Regions from separate parts of the Homo sapiens genome. Here region 1 is linked to region 2. Evidence: chromatin loops called from intact Hi-C (ENCODE). Cell type or tissue: GM12878. All regions are shown on one strand. Links, peaks and the distances in the headings refer to the core of each region. The heading gives the core; the rest is flanking DNA. Region 1 has its middle 85 kb from the start of ARHGAP20. Region 2 has its middle 150 kb from the start of ARHGAP20.

What was found. Hi-C counts contacts between places; a loop is a spot of excess contacts. Peaks named below come from ENCODE experiments on the same cell type or tissue, not always from the same donor. Only the 100,000 strongest peaks of a DNase experiment are listed, where the experiment ranks them.
Region 1: a loop joins it to region 2, with 8 times the contacts of the local background. A loop is called at or near these places in 2 of 110 quality-filtered maps.

The regions. Positions count from the first base shown.
Region 1 is chr11:110,796,219-110,799,138 of GRCh38, reverse strand. No RefSeq gene overlaps it. Among named protein-coding and RNA genes, the nearest start is that of ARHGAP20, 85 kb to the right of the region's middle. In GM12878, for the core only: no CTCF peak of the experiment used is centred there; a DNase peak (open chromatin) is centred at 1,538.
Region 2 is chr11:110,856,492-110,859,411 of GRCh38, reverse strand. No RefSeq gene overlaps it. Among named protein-coding and RNA genes, the nearest start is that of ARHGAP20, 150 kb to the right of the region's middle. In GM12878, for the core only: no CTCF peak of the experiment used is centred there; DNase peaks (open chromatin) are centred at 605 and 1,751.

The DNA of each region.
Region 1 (2,920 bases), core at 271-2,770, 60 kb after region 2:
GACCCTAAGAGCACATGACACAAAATAGATGCTGATTAAACACTTGTGGAATGAATTAATGACGAACAAGCACGTATTGCATGTTCAGCTCAATAACAGCACTGTCTATATGATGTAATTCGGGGTATACAGAGAAGCTGAGCATGACCAGGACCACCTGCCACCCCACTGGACCTCACAGAGTCCTACGAGGTCCTCAGGTGACCTTGGCATTTCCTCTCCTGGCCACTCCAGTGCCTCTGGATCCCTCCATGCTGTTCATGGGATCACCATTTTTTTTGAGTTCTCATCCTTTTGGTTTTCAGACAGATTTCCACCCTTCTTGACGTCTCAGCAATATCTTTGACCTCTCCCCTCGTTTTATCCACCCTCAGCCAATCAGAGGCAACACCAGAACTCCCAATCTCTGCCCAACCCCCACTCCCAAATTCCTGCAGCAATCACCCTGTACTACTTCCCCTTGTAGGGGTGCCACTGAATCTTTCTTCTCTGTTATATGTAACAACGATGTCTTACTTAATTTTGCTTCCCCACAGCACCTGGCACAGGGCTTCTCACCCAGTTGGCACTGAGGAACATTTGTGGAATATTCATTGAATGAATTTTGGATGCAGTAGAACCATTTTAAAACAGTTTTATGTTCCTAAATTCCTACATGAATATTTTGCATTAAGAGCATAGGTTCTGGCGTCAGGCTGCCTGGATTCTAATCCTTGCTCTGCCACCTCCTACTTGTGTGATCTTATGCAAATCAACCTTGGTTTCCTCCTCTGTAAGATGGAAATGATGACAGCAACTACCTCATAGAGTTGCTGTAAATATTCATGGAGTTAACACATGTAAAGCTAAAAAGTGCTTAGAACAGTACTTGGCACACAAGCCTTTGATACGTGTTAGCTTTTGTTGTCGTTGCTGTTGTTGTTGTTCTTGAAACACAGTCTCTGACACCCAGGCTAGAGTGCAGTGGCACGATCTCGGTTCGCTGCGACCTTCACCTCCGGGTTCAAGCGTTTCTCCTGTCTCAGCCTCCCAAGTAGCTGGGACCACCGGCGTGCACCACCACGCCCAGCTGATTTTTTGTATTTTTAATAGAACAGGGTTTCACCATGTTGGCCAGGCTGGTCTCGAACTCCTGACTTCAAGTGATCCGCCCACCTCAGTCTCCCAAAGTGCTGGGATTACAGGCGTGAGCCACTGCACCCAGCCACTTGTTAGTTTTTATTTAATCTTCTCAACAAGCTTACTTGGTAGATACTATTGTTTCCATTTTCTAGATGAAGAAACTTAAGGTGCTTGGAAGACTAAAGTAATGTGTCCAGCCTCACAGAGCCAGTGCTCCACAACTGAAATTCCCACCAGGATCAACCCACTCAGGCCCAGGGCTACGGACTCCTCACTACATCATTGCACTGCACAAGGCAGTCACTAATGAATGCCCTGTGACTCAACATGACAGAAACAGTGGAGCAGACACCAGATAGGTGCAAACCCGTCAGCCAGAACTGCCCTGTGGTTTTACTCTCTGAGAATGGGGAAGCACAATGAGGGTAATTCCTCAAATCACACAGCCCTTTTGAGTCAGGCCTGGGAATCAATGTGGACTGAGTATTTGCTTCCCATGAGACTTCAGACCTGCCCCACCACCTCTCCGGCACCAGGAACACACTGTGCCTGGTGAGAGGGGATGTGGTTCATAACTGCCCCACTTAGGCCATATAAAGGGCCACATGGAAGCCACAGGGGAAAAATAAAATGAGGTTCTGCAATGCATCCCAAGGTAGCTTAATATTTAATAGTTTTAGAAGCAGAAGACTGGCTAAAACTCCATAGGCACCCAATAAACACCTGGGAGCTTGTCTCCTTAATAGAACTCTCCTGAACCTGACAACTGGCCAAATCATTGCCTTTAAGAGCCATCTCTGTCCCCCACCCCCACTATATTGGCCTCTGGGTTCAAGCGATTCTCCTGTCTCAGCCTCCCGAGTAGCTGGGACCACCTGCGTGCACCACCATGCCCAGCTAACTTTTTGTATTTTTAGTAGAGACAGGGTAGTAAGTAAGCCCTTAATCAAAAGGCCTTTGAAAGCAGAAGAAGCAATTTTCATTCCAGTATGAGATTTTAAGTTCTCCAACTCTTAAGGATTTGAAATGCGAAATTTCTTTATGTTAAGAAATTGTTTTTAAGAACATGTGCCTGGCATATCCCATGTCAGGGGAACATACCAGAGGAACTATAGAAATAATTCCTGATGCCAGTAAAAGCAAAAACAAATAAGCAACAGAACAGATGCTAGAGTGTGCTCAAGTTATTCAGTAGCTTGATGAGGTACTTTTTTCTCATATTGGGTTTTTTTGATTGCTGTTTTGCTTTGTTTTGTTTTGTTTTAAGGTAGTGTCTCGATACATTGCCCAGGTTGGTCTTGAACTCGTGGACCCAAGCGATCTTCCTACTTCAGCCTTCTGAATAGCTGAGACTACGAGTGCACACCACTCACCTGGCTCAGATTAGTTTTTAATCTTCTTGTCTTTTCTTTTCTTTCTGAAACTGGGTCTTGCTCTGTCACCCAGGTGCAGCGGCATGATCTTGGCTCACTGCAATCTCTGCATCCTGGGATCCAGTGATCCTCCCACCTCAGCCTCCAAGGTGTGCGCCACCACGCCCAGCTAATTTTTGTACTTTTTTGTAGAGACAGGGTCTTAACATGTTGCTCATGGCTGGTCTCGAATTTCTGGGCTCAAGGGATCCTCACACCTCAGCCTTCCAAAGTGCTGGGATTACAGGAGTGAGCCACCACGCCCGGCATGTCAGACACTTTAAGGTCATTATTTTTACTGTAATCCCTAATTAATAATTTCCTATTTTTTAAAGGCTTTCATTAATCATTGAATTATTTCATGTTTCAGATAGGTGTAAACCTAT
Region 2 (2,920 bases), core at 240-2,739:
GAGAACTATTTGACTTTGAATAACCCAGCTGTTTCCAAACTTTTTTTTGAACACTTATTTTGTACCCTGTGGAACAGTGTCCCAGAGAACACAAGCTTATAAAATGCTGCTTAACTTAGTGGCCCCAATCGGTGGATCATAAATCTTGGTGATAAAGCATGGGGTGCGTGTGGTGGGAGAGTGGGGAGAAAGAATGCAGAACTAGAGATCCATGAAGCCATGTGTTTACCAAGCACTGTTTCTAGACTTAGTAAATAATATAGCTCATAAATACATGGGTGACTATTTTTCTAACATATGAAGATGTTATTATAATTTATTAGATATAAATCCATATAAAAGCACAACAAAAATTTTTAGTAGTTGTTTACTTCTTTTTGAGTCATCAGAAACTAAAATTATAACTATCATGTGGAAGATTTGTAAAGTGGTTTGATGTTAAATGGGTTTTTTGTGCTAAAGGAGAAAAAAAAAAGCAGAAATCATCCTCTTAACCCACAGGAGTGAATCTAATAGTTGGAAATTCAGGCATGGTGCCAGCAGATGGGGAAATTCTGAGAACACAAATTCTGGTTCTTCTCAAATCATAACATGCCGTGCCACCGGGTTACCCATGAGTAACCTGGGTGTGTAGGACCCAGTGCTGTGGATGGAGCTCTTCACATCTCCTTGAGGCCAGGGCTCTGTGGGGTGTTAGCACAGCATGCACAGCGAAACTGATGTTTCTGGATCCCAGCTGTATAAATGAGCTACAATGGCCAGATGTGACCGTCCTGACCCTGTTTGTGTGCAGCATGGACATGCAGCCTCCATGACTCCCCAGGGACCTTGCTGGCTCTGGGATTCTATGACAGCAGACTTCGGCAAGTTGCTCATCGAAAAGTCAGCAGAACTCCCATATAAAAGAAAAATTGTACTCACAGATGCCGCTGTCTCCAAAGAGAGGGCAAATGTGGGTCTATCTGATGAAAGCAAACTCAACAATGTCCTTAATCACAAGGATGATCAGCCTGGTCAGCTGAAAGGGTATGGCTAGCACGATCCAACCTCATCATTACTCTGGAATCATTACAACCCTGATGGTGAGATGATCATGGTGATTATCATAGCATGTAGTTATGCTACTAGCATATTATGTGGCTTGGATCATGTTTTCCCTAGTCCAGCTGATAGACAACATTTAATTTTGTTCTTGGTATAAAAAAAACCATCATTGGTCTGCAGCATTTGGTCTTTTGCAAGCACTCTGGATTAACTGAACTTTAAGAAACATTCACATTTAAATCATACCCCCTCACTCTGAGGTTGAGAATGCAAACTGACCAGGAACACAGCCAGATAAAGCGAGACTTGACTTCTGCTCTTCATGCTGGTGTCCACACCCTGCAGAGGTGGCTAAGCCAGCACACTAACTTCATCTGGGGAATGGAGGCCTGTCACAGGGAATCAGGAACTCTTGGACTCTCAGTTTTCTTAATGACTCAGTGATTGTTGACCTGGAGGAAATCCAGCCCAATAGAGCAACATTTTCTCTAATTCCTAATTTTATTCTTAGCTGCAAGTTTTCGACATTTTTACCTGGGACTCTGGCTCAGAATTATTTGATATCTTTCTTTGTCAGGTCATTTCGCCCCTTTATGTTTTTAAATTGCTCATTTTAGTTTAGTTTCAGGTGATTTTTCTATGCTGCATACTCCAAACCATGGTTCCACATTTTCACTTTTGAATCTTGTTTTAGGGTCCCTTGAGAAATATAACTTTAGATGTATGTGGCTAAGAGTGAAAAGATCAAGGAGTAAAAACAGAACTTTGCATGCTTTAGTGGATTTTAACTTCAAAATTCTTTCAGGAGGAGCACGGATGGCTATTCTTTCTTGGTTTTACCTAGTTTCCATTTTACTCATCTACCAAAAAAGATAATTAACATTTATAACTAAATGTCTTTGGCATGGAGCCAACTAACAATAAGATTGTCTACATAATATAAAGCACCCAGATTAGTACAATATAAACTGGAGAAGTTAAAGAAATGAAAGGAAGGAATTAGTCAATGATTCAAAATTCTTGGCTACATCTGTACAGTGCTAGGCATTTGGAAGGAAAGTGAGCATTCCGGTTAGAACTTAAGATATCTTCAAATATTTAGATTGATTGTAAACAAGTTTTTTAGTTTTAAGTGCTAGGTATTTAGTGGACAATAGTCTTTCATAAAAAAGTTATTATTCACAATCTTGGGAATTACTAATTCACATTCATGGGGCCATTTACCCAAGAGTGACATCATTTTAGATGTAGACCATATGTACATGATACCAAATACTTTCTAAAGGAATTGACCAATTCATTTGGCTTTGTCACCATGTGGGGTCTCATGAAAATGTGTGCTCAAGCAGAGAGTTCTGCTGCACTAAGTAGAAGTTTTCAGATGGAAATATGGTGTTTGACTCTCTGAGGATCTGAATAAACCAGCTAAGCTTATATTAATCCATGCCTTATTTTGTTACTTGTTTCAAAATATGCAGAAAGGGAGAAGAAATGATCTCTTTTAGGCAGTCAGTTTAAAGCATTACTAAGAGAGATGCCTGGAGTGATGAATAAGGAATTACTGGAGGGAGAGAAAATAGGATTATATATGTCCCCTTTAAAAGGTACTTAGAAACTAAGTGAAGAAGAAAGGGCTGGCCCTAGGGGCATTCAAGGATGGTTGGGGAACAGCCTAGCTGAGTACAGTGTCTCCTACACTTATGTTCCACACACTGTTCTCCTCTGGGTGTTGACGGATGTGCTAAGGAAAAAGTGCCCTGTGCTCAAGAAAGTTTGGAAACTGCTCGATTGCACAGAATGAAACAGGTTTCTTTTTTTGCAGGACTTCTCAGAGCCTTTAGTATGCTTATGTGCATTGTAAATTTTTAAGAGAAAA